2 separate regions of the Homo sapiens genome follow, and region 2 is linked to region 1. Evidence: chromatin loops called from intact Hi-C (ENCODE). Cell type or tissue: GM12878. All regions are shown on one strand. Each heading gives the region's core, and the rest is flanking DNA. Links, peaks and the distances in the headings are about the cores only.

The links. Hi-C counts contacts between places; a loop is a spot of excess contacts. Peaks named below come from ENCODE experiments on the same cell type or tissue, not always from the same donor. Only the 100,000 strongest peaks of a DNase experiment are listed, where the experiment ranks them.
Region 2: it touches region 1 in a loop (2.6-fold over the local background); 1 of 110 quality-filtered maps calls a loop at or near these places.

The regions. Positions count from the first base shown.
Region 1 is chr5:162,820,807-162,827,583 of GRCh38, reverse strand. No RefSeq gene overlaps it. Among named protein-coding and RNA genes, the nearest start is that of CCNG1, 610 kb to the left of the region's middle. In GM12878, for the core only: no CTCF peak of the experiment used is centred there; a DNase peak (open chromatin) is centred at 2,990.
Region 2 is chr5:162,992,129-162,998,905 of GRCh38, reverse strand. No RefSeq gene overlaps it. Among named protein-coding and RNA genes, the nearest start is that of CCNG1, 440 kb to the left of the region's middle. In GM12878, for the core only: no CTCF peak of the experiment used is centred there; a DNase peak (open chromatin) is centred at 3,125.

The sequences.
Region 1 (6,777 bases), core at 1,665-4,164:
CATGTGGCTCCATTATTCACCTCTCTGTATAAAAGTATTTATCATAGAGATCCTATTTCCTTTTCACTATTACATATTGAGCGTGTGTTTCTTCGTTAGTTTGAGTCTCTGTATCAAGCAGACCAGATAAAGATGAGAACAGAAATTTCAAACTTTAGGCTTAAAGCCATATTTAGATGGGATTTTGGAGTTGACCCTTGGGTGGGAAGGTGGTGAATATATTTTTCAAATAAGAAAAAGCAAACAGAATATTATGAATATAGGAACAGACCATGAGAATCATTTGGGCTACTCACAAATGTTTAATAACATTCTGGCTCATGATAGAATTATCCTTCTCTGATAATTTGAACTCAAGCATGGCCTCATGATTTCTTTTGGCCAATAAACTTAGAGAGAAAGGGGTGTTTACAGTTTGCCAAATTCTCTCTTCCCTTGCTCAGTGGTCATGGAAGCCTGTGCCAAATTCTCTCTTCCCTTGCTCAGTGGTCATGGAAGCCTGTGTCAATATTGAGCCTCTATCAGCCTGAGACCTTGAGTGCCTGCAATGGGCAGATACCCCTTGCCAACATACACCATGGTCTACTCTATCCTGATAGAGTCCACTTTCCTAACAGTTTAGAAAGAACTCTCAGAAGTGAGTGAGTTTTGATGGTTATAATTGTTAAAACATGGACCACAATTCCATCCTTGAACAAATCACTGGTAGCAAAGAATAAAGTATGCTGAGTGGTTTCAGAATGGGCCACGTGACCTTCTTGGAGATAATGGTAGTGTTGATATCATCAGAACAAGTTTGGGATAAGGAAAAAAAAGTTGGTTTTCACAGATCTGTCATTTAATGGATGTTCTGTTTATAGAAGTGGTTGAATGGATGTGCAACAATAAAATCAATACCTATGTGATCCACCAATAATTCTACATTGTCTGTATCATATGCATCTAACTCCTTGATAGTTTTTCTCTTCTGTGCATTTTATGAGATATAATGGCATTACTTTAACATTTTTTTTCCTTGAGAAAGACTGAGCTGGCTTTTAGTTATTGTCAATGTGACAAGCTAACCTAAATCAAAACTCTAAATTTTTAAAATAAAAGTCATCAAATTAGATGAATATGCTATCATGATAAATGCTGGGGTTTACCACCATTTCCTAAGCTCTAAGACACAGAAGAATCCCAGAGCATGACTGTATCACATAAGCACAGATTACCCTCAAAGACAGAATTTCCACTGGGCTTCCTATAGAATTTCTAAACATCCCAAATATGGTATTTCAAAAAGTCAATTCTTCCCCATCTCTCGGTTCACACTAACTCTGAAAACTCTTTAGTTTGTAGATTGTAACTGTGAAGAATACTATCCTTGGAATTGCTTTTCTTATTCACTATAATGTTGACACTCATTGTATACTCAGAATTCACAGCTCTACACACACACATACACCACACACACATTAAAATAACTGCATACATGCACTTCCAGATCTACTTTAGCACAACTCTGAAATGATTTGGATCTGGGATTGACCTCTGAGCTATTACAATAAAAATTTCAATATGACTTTAAAACAAACAAAGGCCATCCATACAATTGATTTTGTTGCATTGCTTTGAGCAATGAACTGTATAATTTGTTTTTCTGCCAACAATATTTTATTTGGTTAGGCTTGCCAAGGGAAGGACCAAGTAAAATGCTTTCTTGAGTAGAGGAATCTTTAAAAGATTTTGAGGCTTCTTTAACATCTAACCTTAGATGGGGCTTTCATCTTTAACCTATATCACCTATATGGCCAAGCTCCACAATTATCTTGTCCTTATAATCTAGTGAGGTGAAGGGATTTTAACAGCTTTGTTCCAATGCCTTGGCTGATAGAAAAGGAGTCTAAGTGATCCTGAATTATAGTTGTTCCCCAAACTGGATGGACAACTGTGTCTACACATGGTTTGAAAATGAATGTAGTAGGCTTAAAGTTTGCACTAAGCCTTCTTACTATCTAGGTCTTTAATTCTCCCCTACTTAGCTCCATTCTCCACATCATAGCTAAAACTAGACTGACATTGTCACATTTCTGCTTAAAATGTTTTGATGGTTCCTTATTGGCTATGGAATAAAGTTATAGATCTTTTAGTCCTCCATGATCCAGTCTCTACTCTCCAGCTTCTTTGTACTGAAATAACAATATATTATTTTAAATTCTTTGTATACTCTGTGTAGTTCACTCCTTTAAATATTTGCTCAAGTTACTCCTTCTGCCTGGAATGCCCCCTTACTATACTTTTCATCAGTCTCATTCTAACTCTTCCTTCTTTCGGGTCAGGTGACATGACCTCCATGTAGCTTCCTGTGAGCCGTCATATTACAAAATGCCCTTTCTTTGTGTTCTTATAGCAAAAGACAAGTACTAATTCCATTTTATTGAGACTATTTGTTTGTATCTCTCCCCTAACTCCTTTGAAGAACATGACTATTGTGAATACATCCTTCATGACCAAGTAACTTCTTACCACCATCCACCCCTGCCCCACACACCACCCCCCACCCCCCACATCTACTTATTTCCGAGCATTATGCTTGGCATAGCGGGGTGTGGTGGTGGGCGCCTGTAGTCCCAGCTACTTGGGAGGCTGAGACGGAGAATGGCATGAACCCAGGGGGCGGAGCTTGCAGTGATCCGAAATCTCACCACTGAACTCCAGCCTGGGCAACAGAGCGAGACTCTGCTTCAAAAAAAAAAAAAGTATTCTATAAATATTTGTTGAGCTGAGTGAAATAGATTTATCCTAAAACATCCTGGAAGAGTACACAAAGCACTGGAATTAAAGCAGTGATGTTTTAGTTTAAAAAGAAATACCAGAGTGGTGCTAATGAAGTTAGATTCATAAATTTGATGCTTATCAAAATCCATTTTCTGACTACGTCTGACTTTCTGACTATATCTGACTGAATTTGAAAATATTGTATTACTGGTCTGGATTGTTTTTTCTACTTTTCTATAATGGACAAGTTTCTGTTCTTCTTTTACTTCTCAGTTTAAGTATTATCCCTTCTGGGAAATCTCACTTCCTCTAGATATCTTTTCATACTTGTCTCTTACTCTTAAAGCTCACTGTGAATAAATAACTCTAATATAATACTTATCACGTTATGTTATAATTACTTATTCAGTTGTCTCTCTGCATGTTCTTAAGTTCAATACTCCTTGAGGGGAGGACTTTTTTTCTTCATTTTTCCCCCTCTCACTTTTTAACCATTGTTTAATACAATGCTCAAAGTTGGGTATTGGATATACCATTTAGTTTCTTCACTCGCTGGTCTCCACCATTGTCTCAGAAACGTGTTCCATGGATGATAAGTAGGATTAAGATTTAGAGAACAACTCACAAATTATCACCAACGAGAGGAACAAAAGCTCAAAGTACATGATGGCTTCAAGGGCAGCAAACATTGGATTCCCAAACCAATTTCTATGCCAGCACATCTGCTATGGAGCCTAGAGACCTGGCTTTAAATCTTGGCTTGTCATGTATTTTGGTGTCTTTGAGTAATATATATGACACATCAGAGTTTAACTTTTCTCATCTGTAAAATGGAATTAATTAATAAAATGTTGGTTGTAAGTAACAGAAATCCAAATCCAACTACATTGACCAGAAAGGGAAACTGATTGACTATAATCCAAGGGGAATTTTGGCTTTAGGCATAGTTTAGTGCAGAGGTTCAAAAGATGCTTCTGGGTCAGTGTTACTCTTTTCGTCTGTTAGCCTTCTTATCCTCTGCTCAGCTTCACTCTCAAACTCTTCCAGTACTGGAAAAGAAGGCCTCTGTCACCCCCAGACTTATATCCCCACAGTGAATAAGCCCAGAAGAATTTTCCATTCCAGCCACCTAGGCAATTACTTGATTGGCCTTGCTGGCGTTGTTACTGTGGCCAGGAGATTGATGGTGCTCTCAATGGCCAGTCTAGGGTTTGCCCTCCCTCCCTTTGGTTGGAGAAGGTAGGTTTTCTTAACTGAAAACATCTTGGAACCAACCCGTATGTCCATCAATGATAGACTGGATTAAGCAAATGTGGCACATATACACCATGGAATACTATGCAGCCATAAAAACATGAGTTCATGTCCTTTGTAGGGACATGGGTGAAGCTGGAAACCATCATTCTGAGCAAACTATTGCAAGAACAGAAAACCAAACACCGCATGTTCTCACTCATAGGTAGGAATTGAACAATGAGAACACTTGGATACAGGGAGGGGAACATCACACATGGGGGCCTGTCATGGGGTAGGGGGAGCAGGGAGAGATAGCATTAGGACTTATACCTAATTTAAATGACGAGTTAATGGGTGCAGCACACCAGCACGGCACATGTATACATATGTAACAAACTTGAACGTTGTGCACATATACCCTAGAACTTAAAGTATAAAACAACAACAACAACAACAACATCCAGGAGACCACACAGGGTATCGTAGTAATGCCCCAACAGAAGCCAAAGAAAGGAGGGGGACATTTCAGACAGACAAAAACCTCTGTCTCCCAGGGTCTATTACATTGATTTGTTCTAGCAAATATTTATTGAGATCATCTCTTAAAGAATTGTTGCAGAGATTAAAGATAACTGAGTTAAAGTGCTTATCTCTCAATTTAGTATATGCCCAAGACTCCAAAAAAGGTAATGGTTAGTATCATTAATCAATTTAAACCAAAGGGAATACATTACATATCTAACCCATACCTGCTATTCATTTACATTAAAAAGTAGTTTCTGAAGGGATTATTGATTCAAAGATTGAGTTCTAAAATGGTGATATATAGGCACTATAACTCTTTTACATTACCTTTTACCATTCAGATTTATTTCTTTGAGAGCATTAAAACAACAATAACATCCAAATTTCAAAGCCTATTGGAAAAGCCTTGTTACAGTAAAATAATGAGGCCTCTAAGTATTTGGTATAAAATACCAAATGATTCTCATTATGAAACCCTACTGCCTTTGAAGCAACCTCTCCCTGTAGTATCCTCAAATGGATGTAATTTTCTATGACTCTATAGAAGGATCATGTGGCTGAAAGTCAAGATGTCACTCAGTTGTGTCCCGGCATTATGAGGAGACATTCCTCTGAAGGAGCTTTTGTATTTATCTCATTGCTGGCTTTAATTTGATTGTGAATCAATGCTTCAGAGATAAGCAAGAATCTAAAAGACTTGCTGGCCTCAGTGAAATGTAAATTCTTGGAGGAAGGTAGAGATCTAGGACCTGGTGCAGAAAGCTAGGGCCATCTGCCGAGAAAAGAAACAACTACCAATCAGGAGAGGATGTTTTTAAAACAGGCTCTGGCTTCCATCGGTGGTTTTGAGCTAAACACTTAACATCTCTGGTTGTTAGTGTCCATATTTCTGAAATGGAGCAACTTACTTGCTAGGGTTGAAAAATATGTGCTTTAAAACATATACTCTGATCTTTCTTTAGAGGCTTTCAGGTAACTCAGGGCACAATCTCTCAAGTAAAATTATTAAGCAAATAAAAAATACGATAATGCTTAATTCTTTTTGCTTGATAGGGTTAGATCTCATAATGCAGAAGTTCTCATACAATGGTAATATTGCTTAATTACAAGGAACTTCCTGCCAGGACATTACAACTGTATCTATTTTAGTCCACTGTTAACTCTGTGAGTTGTTTTAATAAGTCACAGAGCAGGCATTTGAACCCTGACCTTCTCTCAACTTTATTTTTCCCATGTGCTGTGCTGCCTGCTCTATCTTCAATAAGAAAACAAATCAGCTGGGCGCGGTGGCTCACGTCTGTAATCCCAGCACTTTGGGGGGCCGAGGCGGGTGGATCACAAGGTCAGGAGTTCGAGACCAGCCTGACCAACATGGAGAAACCCCGTCTCTACTAAAAATACAAAAAAATTAGCCGGGCGTGATGGCAGGTGCCTGTAGTCCCAGATACTCAGGAGGCTGAGGCAGGAGAATCACTTGAACCCGGGGTGTGGAGGTTGCAGTGAGCTGAGATCGTGCCACTGTACTCCAGCCTGGGTGAGACACTGTCTCAAAAAACAAAACAAAAAACAAATCATAAAAAAAGACACAGTAAGACACAGTAAGACAGGATGAGAATAACAGAAATTAGGCTATGTTATAAATGGAGCAAAAGTATGTAAGCCCTTGGGATCCAATGAAAATATCGAATGTTTCCCCACTGTGCATAGAATGGATCCACCTCATCTGGATATTGCAAATGGGACCCCCAAAGGTCAGAGGGCTTTGAAATATCTTGGGTATGTGTAGTTTTTTAATGACTGATATATGTATGTAAATGAAATTCCATTTCTACTCACTTTGTATGTTTCCCTTAATGATTTCTAGGCAACTGTTCTTTGCATTGCTTGAAGGGCCTGGAACTATTGCTACAATTTCTTAGAACCTGAGCTTCCTCTCTAGATTTGAGCACTATGATTTGACACCATGGGTGTGGGTCTTGCTGGACCACGCTGGCAGAATATGAGCATTCTAAGGCCGTACACCAAATAAAGGTGCCTAATTGGAAGGATGATACTTCCATCTTATTTTAGCATTATAAAAGATTACAGCTGGAGGGAGGAAAATCAACCCAAGCAATCTTGTCTTTTGCCTCCTCTCAGACATGATTCTTACACTCACTTTCTTTCTTTCTTTCTTTCTTTCTTTTTTCTACTTCTGGTTTCTGCTGTTCAGTTTGTTATTCTGATAAGCACAGACTCAAGAGGGAACAAAATTGC
Region 2 (6,777 bases), core at 2,015-4,514, 170 kb before region 1:
TAAAAGCAATAGAAGAAAACACACAAAACAAAATAACAAGAACAAAAACAAATTTTCCTGGTCACTTCCCTCATTGTACATATCTCAACACCCAACAATTAAGATCTGTCATTTCTGCATCAAAGGTATCTCTTTGCCTTTTCATTTCTAGCCATCTCCTCCACTAATACACCACTGGAGGACACCATTATCTCTCTTTCAGATTATTGTAGTAACCTTCTCTTAATTGACTTTTCTCTCATTCATTCTTCAGTTTTGAATTAGGCTCACCCCTTATAAGCTTATTTATTTATTTAGTGTAAGCTAATTTGAAATGTACTTTGCTTCTTGCAATCAGAATAGTCTTATGATAAAAAACTTTTAAAAAGTAACATCTACATTAAAAATTATTAATTTTCGTGGGTACGTATTAGGTGTATATATTTATGGGTTACAGAAGATATTTTGATATAAGCATGCAGTGTTTTATAATTACATCAGGTAAATGGGGTATCCATCACTTCCTGCACTTATCCTTTGTTACAAACAACCCAGTAATACTCTTTCAGTTATTTTTAAATGTACAGTTAAATTATTTTTGACCATAGTTTTTTAAGAGCAGAAATAAATTTTATAGTGGGTCTATCTCATACAGTCCACTTACTTTGTAGACAATTTCTCTTTTGCTCAGATTTATTTGAGTTGCTAAAAAAAATAGCCATGTAAATTCTAGGTTTATTCACACTAAGTGCTTTCCTTTTTCTCTTTTAATGAAAACCTGTGTTTTTTTCTTTCCTTCTCAGCAAGAACCCGTATTATTCAATTTGCAACTTTCTAGAGAGTCAGCCCAGTTCATATAATTCTTTATAGTTTTAGCAGACTATGGGTCAAAAATAGGAATGTATCTACCATACGTTTGATGGTAAATTAGCCAGTGGTTTCATTTCCTCATTATATTTATAAGCCAGGTCATTAAGTAAACAAATTAATTGAATTATCAAATGCAACATAATTTCTTCTGACCCAAGCAATTTGGGGATGATTCTACCATTAAAGGTTATCATTAGGAAGAAAATTAAGAGCGTAGGCAAATAGTGGTTGAACTGCTCTCAAAATGTGGACTATAAGCACATTTGGAAATGTTTCAGAAATTTAATTTCCATCTTCCACTTCGATGTGTATGGCAGCAAATATTAATCCACCCTATACTATTCCAAAGCTTATCAAGAACAAAACAATAGCACATGCAGTATTTCTATAGAATTGTCATCTACTGGGAAATATAGAGAATAGTATTTTAGATGTCTACAGCTTCTGGAAGATCACATTTTTGCCTTATATAGTGTACATTGCCTTTAGTTAGTTTCTTTGGTCAAATAAAAGATTCTTTGATTTTCCTTTATGAAAGTTGCAATGAAATTTTCCAAGTCCAAAACTGAAATTTTAAAAAGTTATTTGTAATTCTCTAATTGTTAGGTTTTTTTTTTCTAATAAAATAAAGCCACCTCAGGGTCCAATATTCTTTCCTTGTCAGTTTATATCAGTGGTTATTTAGTATAAGTCAATGATTTAGTTCAGATCATTTATTTTGCCTCTGTAACATGGTGCTTAATTTCTAATTTAACTTTTCCATATATGTTTATATTTCGTTTTCAATTAGTATACTCTTTAGGTCAAGTGTCGTGTTAGACAACACCTGTAGGAAAACATGCTGGACCTATTGTCAGAAATCCCAGGTTGAAGTCCCAATTCTGACACTATCTTTCTGAACTTGGAAAAATAACAATCTCTCCTGAATCTGTTTTCCAGTGAGTTACCTTACTTTTTATCAAGTGTGTTAAGTGAAATGTAGTGACATCCCTTTGCAAGCTCTAGAGAGCCCTAGAGATATAAGGTGCTTTTTTTGTTCTTTTGTGGACCCCTCAACACAGTGCAGGAAAAGAGCTCAAATATTGATAAATAAGCATAGACTTTCTCAAGGCTTAATGAAAATAAAAAAGAATTGATTATGTTCCAAAGGATTCACTGAGTTTCTAAAGTACTCATAGATGTTATTTAAATTAATTAATTTCCCCATCAAATGGTCATAGAGCATGAACAAGAACAGCATGTGATAAGGTTTCACAGTATTAAATTTTCTTCATAGAATTTCAACATCTGTTTCCAAATATTGTCTAGGTTGTTGTAAAGAATTCATTTAACTATCAGATAACTTTTACTCTTTTCCTTTCATATAGAAATGAGATCTTAATGTGACATATATTTGTGTTTGAAACTGAGCCATAATCCAAATAAACAATGTCCTCGATTTTATCCAAATAAAAATTTTTTTTTATCTCTTCTGGGGAAGATAATTAATTACAAGAAAATAATTTTTCACAGGACATTTACTTAAAAGCATGTGTCATACCCACTTAAATGCTTATTTATCTTCATGATATTAGAAATTCAGCCTAAGTAATTTCCATCCAGAGCTCAAAAGGACATTTGCTAACTGAATTTAGAGCTCTATAATAAGAAAGTAGCTTAGTTATAACTAAATAAAAAAGGATGAATTACTTTTCTTTGTTAGTGAATAATAATCATGTTAACCATTGAAAATAAATGAAAATTATTTCGACTCCAGAAACTGGCTCATCTTTGAAGCTAAGTAGGGAGCATAGAAATAGTACAGTCAGCAATTTTGGCCTCATGTACCTTTCCCACAATGCATTTACAGTCTGTCCATCTCATTTGTCAGCTGTTGTTGCAACTATGCTTTCAGATTTTATATAAACCAAAACATATAATCTAAGAAACAAATGTGAAAAGAATTCATCACATTACTTTTATGTAGAATCAAATGTATTTTTAAAAAATCACAGGAGAAATATAGCATATGCTTTCTTAATGCAAAGATGAGATATATTACCTTAAGCAGATTTTCAAATCATATAAAATTTCTTATTAATGGCATATTATGGAAAATCTAAATAGTGCATGCAAAATATAACCTTTTCTAAATTATGACTCAGTATTGCTTGACAGATTAGTCAGTCACAACATGATTTGATTCTGTGCTGGTTTGTGCTCAATGTGATTTCAGAACCTGAAACTAAGTAATTAAAATCTACCTTATCTCACTAAGTCAGTAGGAGAGGCTCATTATGAATCCAGAAACAAACTTAATAGCCTGTGGTCATGCATCAGAAAGAAGAACGAAGATTGTGTTTATGCCTTCAGAAAGTTTAGTCATCTGTCTTTGAAGTTTCAGCACCATGAACAATAGTCTCCTTACTGGTGGCAGAAAGGGAGCGAAAAATTCAATTACGGCTGTAGTTATTTTTCGAAGAATACCATTTCTTTATTATCCAGCCAGTTTACTGAAGGATGAGCTAAAATGTAGGAAAACATATCAGATTATTAGGAAGATGATATTGTAGCTTCCTTTAGGATCTTACACTGATGGAGACTTGGTTTGTAGGCAACATTTTTACTTAGTAGCCAAAGGACCTGCCCTATATCTTATCCAACTCTTTTTCACTCTCCAGCAACTTCTACTAATTTTCTCTTTGTTAAAGTGTTTGTGGGCTGGGCACGGTGGCTCACACCTGTAATCCCAGCACTTAGGGAGGCCGAGGCGGGTGGATCACGAGGTCAGGAGTTCAAGACCAAACATGACCAAGATGGTGAAACCCCTGTCTCTACTAAAAACTACAAAAAAAAAAAAAAAAAAAAAAAAAAAAAAAAAGCTGGGCGCGGTGGCAGGTGCCTGTAATCCCAGCTACTTGGGAGGCTGAGGCAGGAGAATTGCTTGAACCTGGGCAGCAGAGGTTGCAGTGAGCCGAGATCACACCACTGCACTCCAGCCTGTGCAACAGAGTGAGACTCCGTATCAAAAAAATAATTAAAAAAAAAAGTTTGTATAATGTTTAGTAAAAGAAAAGTAAAAATAAAATAAAAAATCCACTTTACTGACAGCACTTGGGGGGGAAGACTTTTCATGTGGATGTATAAGATATTACTATAAATGAGTTTTCAGCCACATATTAATTTTACCTCTATTTCTCATGTGTACATAATTAACATTTTTAGTAAAACTATGTTTCTAAGGCCAATAACATTGTCAATTTTTTTTAAATTAATTTTTTTTTTTTTTTGAGACGGAGTCTCGCTCTGTCGCCCAGGCTGGAGTGCAGTGGCGCCATCTTGGCTCACTGCAAGCTCTGCCTCCTGGGTTCACACCATTCTCCTGCCTCAGCCTCCCGAGTAACTGGGACTACAGTCACCTGCCACCACGCCCGGCCAATTTTTTGTATTTTTGGTAGAGACGGGGTTTCACCATGTTAGCCAGGCTGGTCTTGAACTCCCGACCTCGTGATCCGCCTGCCTTGGCCTCCCAAAGTGCTGGGACTACAGGCGTGAGCCACCACGCCCGGCCCTGTTAGTGTCAATTCTTGTTCATTTGATCATTCACTTGTTCATTCCACAAATATTTATTTGGCATCACCTCTGTACTGAGTACTCTTCCATGTACAGGGGTTAAAAGAGGTAAATACAACTGATAAAATTCCTGCACTCATGTGTGAGTCTAGTGGGAAAGCAGGCATTGAAAAATCTTTATAAGACAAAAACTGTATTGTTGTGATACCTATGAAGAAGGAAGTATACAAGGTATCATTAGAGTACTTAGGGGCTGGGGACGAACACTTGATCAGATTTGATATTGACCAGGAAACACTTAAAAGAAGAGATGCCTTGATTTCTTGCCTGGATGCCAATGATAACCTCAGAAATGGAATTCACACACTAACTCACGTTTTTTTTTTTCTTCCAAACTATGTCCTGTACGGTGGCTAGCATGATCTTTGCCATGTGTAAATATGATCATTCTTGCCTCCTGATTGATTCTCTTCAGTAGATTCATAGCTCTTTAAAATTAAGATTGAAATCTTTGTTAGGAATAATTAGAAACTGTAATGCCTGAATCTCTCTCTCTCTTTGGCACCCCATTTCTTCTAGTTGCCTTCATTCTCAGACATACTCTTTTCATGTGAGGGCAAAGGCAGGCTCCCTAAAGAGTTATATTTATGCCATCCTAACAGTTCTTGATCTTAGTTCCCCAGATTACATGGAGTACAGGAGAGAAGGCTGCCAAAAGAAAGATATGAACAACAAATAACACATACTCTCTAGCCATATAATTAAAATAAAATTATTCTGTATATACTGTGTTTCCAATTGTCAACTAATGCTCTCTATATTTAAAAACTATATTTAAACAAGTATGTAAAGTAATTTGCTACAGGGAATTCCCACATATTGAGATAATTTTTTTTTTTGAGATGGAGTTTTGCTCTTGTCACCCAGGCCAGAGTGCAGTGGCGCGATCTCAGCTCACTGCAACCTCTGCCTCCTGGGTTCAAGTGATTTCTCCTGCCTCAGCCTCCCAAGTAACTGGGACTACAGGCGCCCGCCACCATGCTCAGCTAATTTTCTGCATTTCTAGTAGAGACAGGGTTTCACCATATTGGGCAGGCTGGTCTTGAACTCCTGACCTCAGGCGATCCACCCATCTCAGCCTCCCAAAGTGTTGGGATTACAGGCGCGAGCCACTGCGCCCGGCCATAGTGAGATAATGTTAACCTTCATGGAGATATTAGGAGTGAGGTTGGAAGTTTATGAGAAAAATTATTTTATAATCTATATTCTACTTCCAGGAAATGAAGGAATTTAAATGATACTCTAAACTTCTGTAACGGTATTAAATACAGTTAACATTATTCATTACCTACCATATTCCACAAACTTTATTAGCTTGAAATTCTTTGCATAATTTTCTTTTTCCCCTTTTCCTTCCTCTTTAGTTTTTGATGAGACCTGTGGAGAATTTTAAGCTTTCTAAGATATAACATGGAGCATTGCTTCTTAAAGCATGTGAGTTTAGTTTATTGATAATGTGATATTGCAGCATAAAAGTTATATTAGACAAACCCCATCACAAGGCTGCTTTTCTTCTTGCCTTGTATAGCTTCTATACGATTCTTTCACTAATGTCCAAGAGGAAAAACAAAGCCAAAATCTTATCTCTAATACCAAGAGCATGTCATGTGTAGCAGGTCAGGCATGGGAAAATGTAAATCATTTGAAGCCTATACAAGTTTTAGTTACCCACTTAGGATAATAAGTTATGTATGTCTATAAGCCATTGGTCTATAACTGAACAGAGTGTATTGTTGGCTTCAAGCTAGAAAGGTTATGAGTCAAATGTGATTAATGCTATAGCATGGATAGGTACTGTGAGACTACTGAGTAGCTATGTATGTTTCCTGTTAAATTAGGTACATATATTCCCTAAAAATATTTCATTAAGAAGTTTAGGACTCACTCAGTTATTCACCTTTAAATTATATATGGCTTATATCTATTTATATATTTATTGTTTTGTTTTATTGTGCTTTGTTTTAGATACATGAATTTGTGATTTCCAGAAAAATTATGTTGCTTTTCATGTCTTCATTATTTTTCATGTTTATATTTATTTCTATAAGCGAGATTTCAAAATGCTGAAATAATTGGCCATCCAACAGTTAAAATCCTATAGTAGTAAAACCGTGGAAATCCTGGATAACTGTGACTATTCTTTATGACACAGCTTTTTCTTAAAATTGATATTAACAAAATGCCTTGATTCAGAATTAGCATGAAGCTATACATAAGCTTTTCCCCTGTCTTTCAGTAACTTAATGGTTTAAATTAATGTCATATTGAAGGACAAAATTTCCACAAGAGACACTTTGAATACAGAAAATTCTCAAA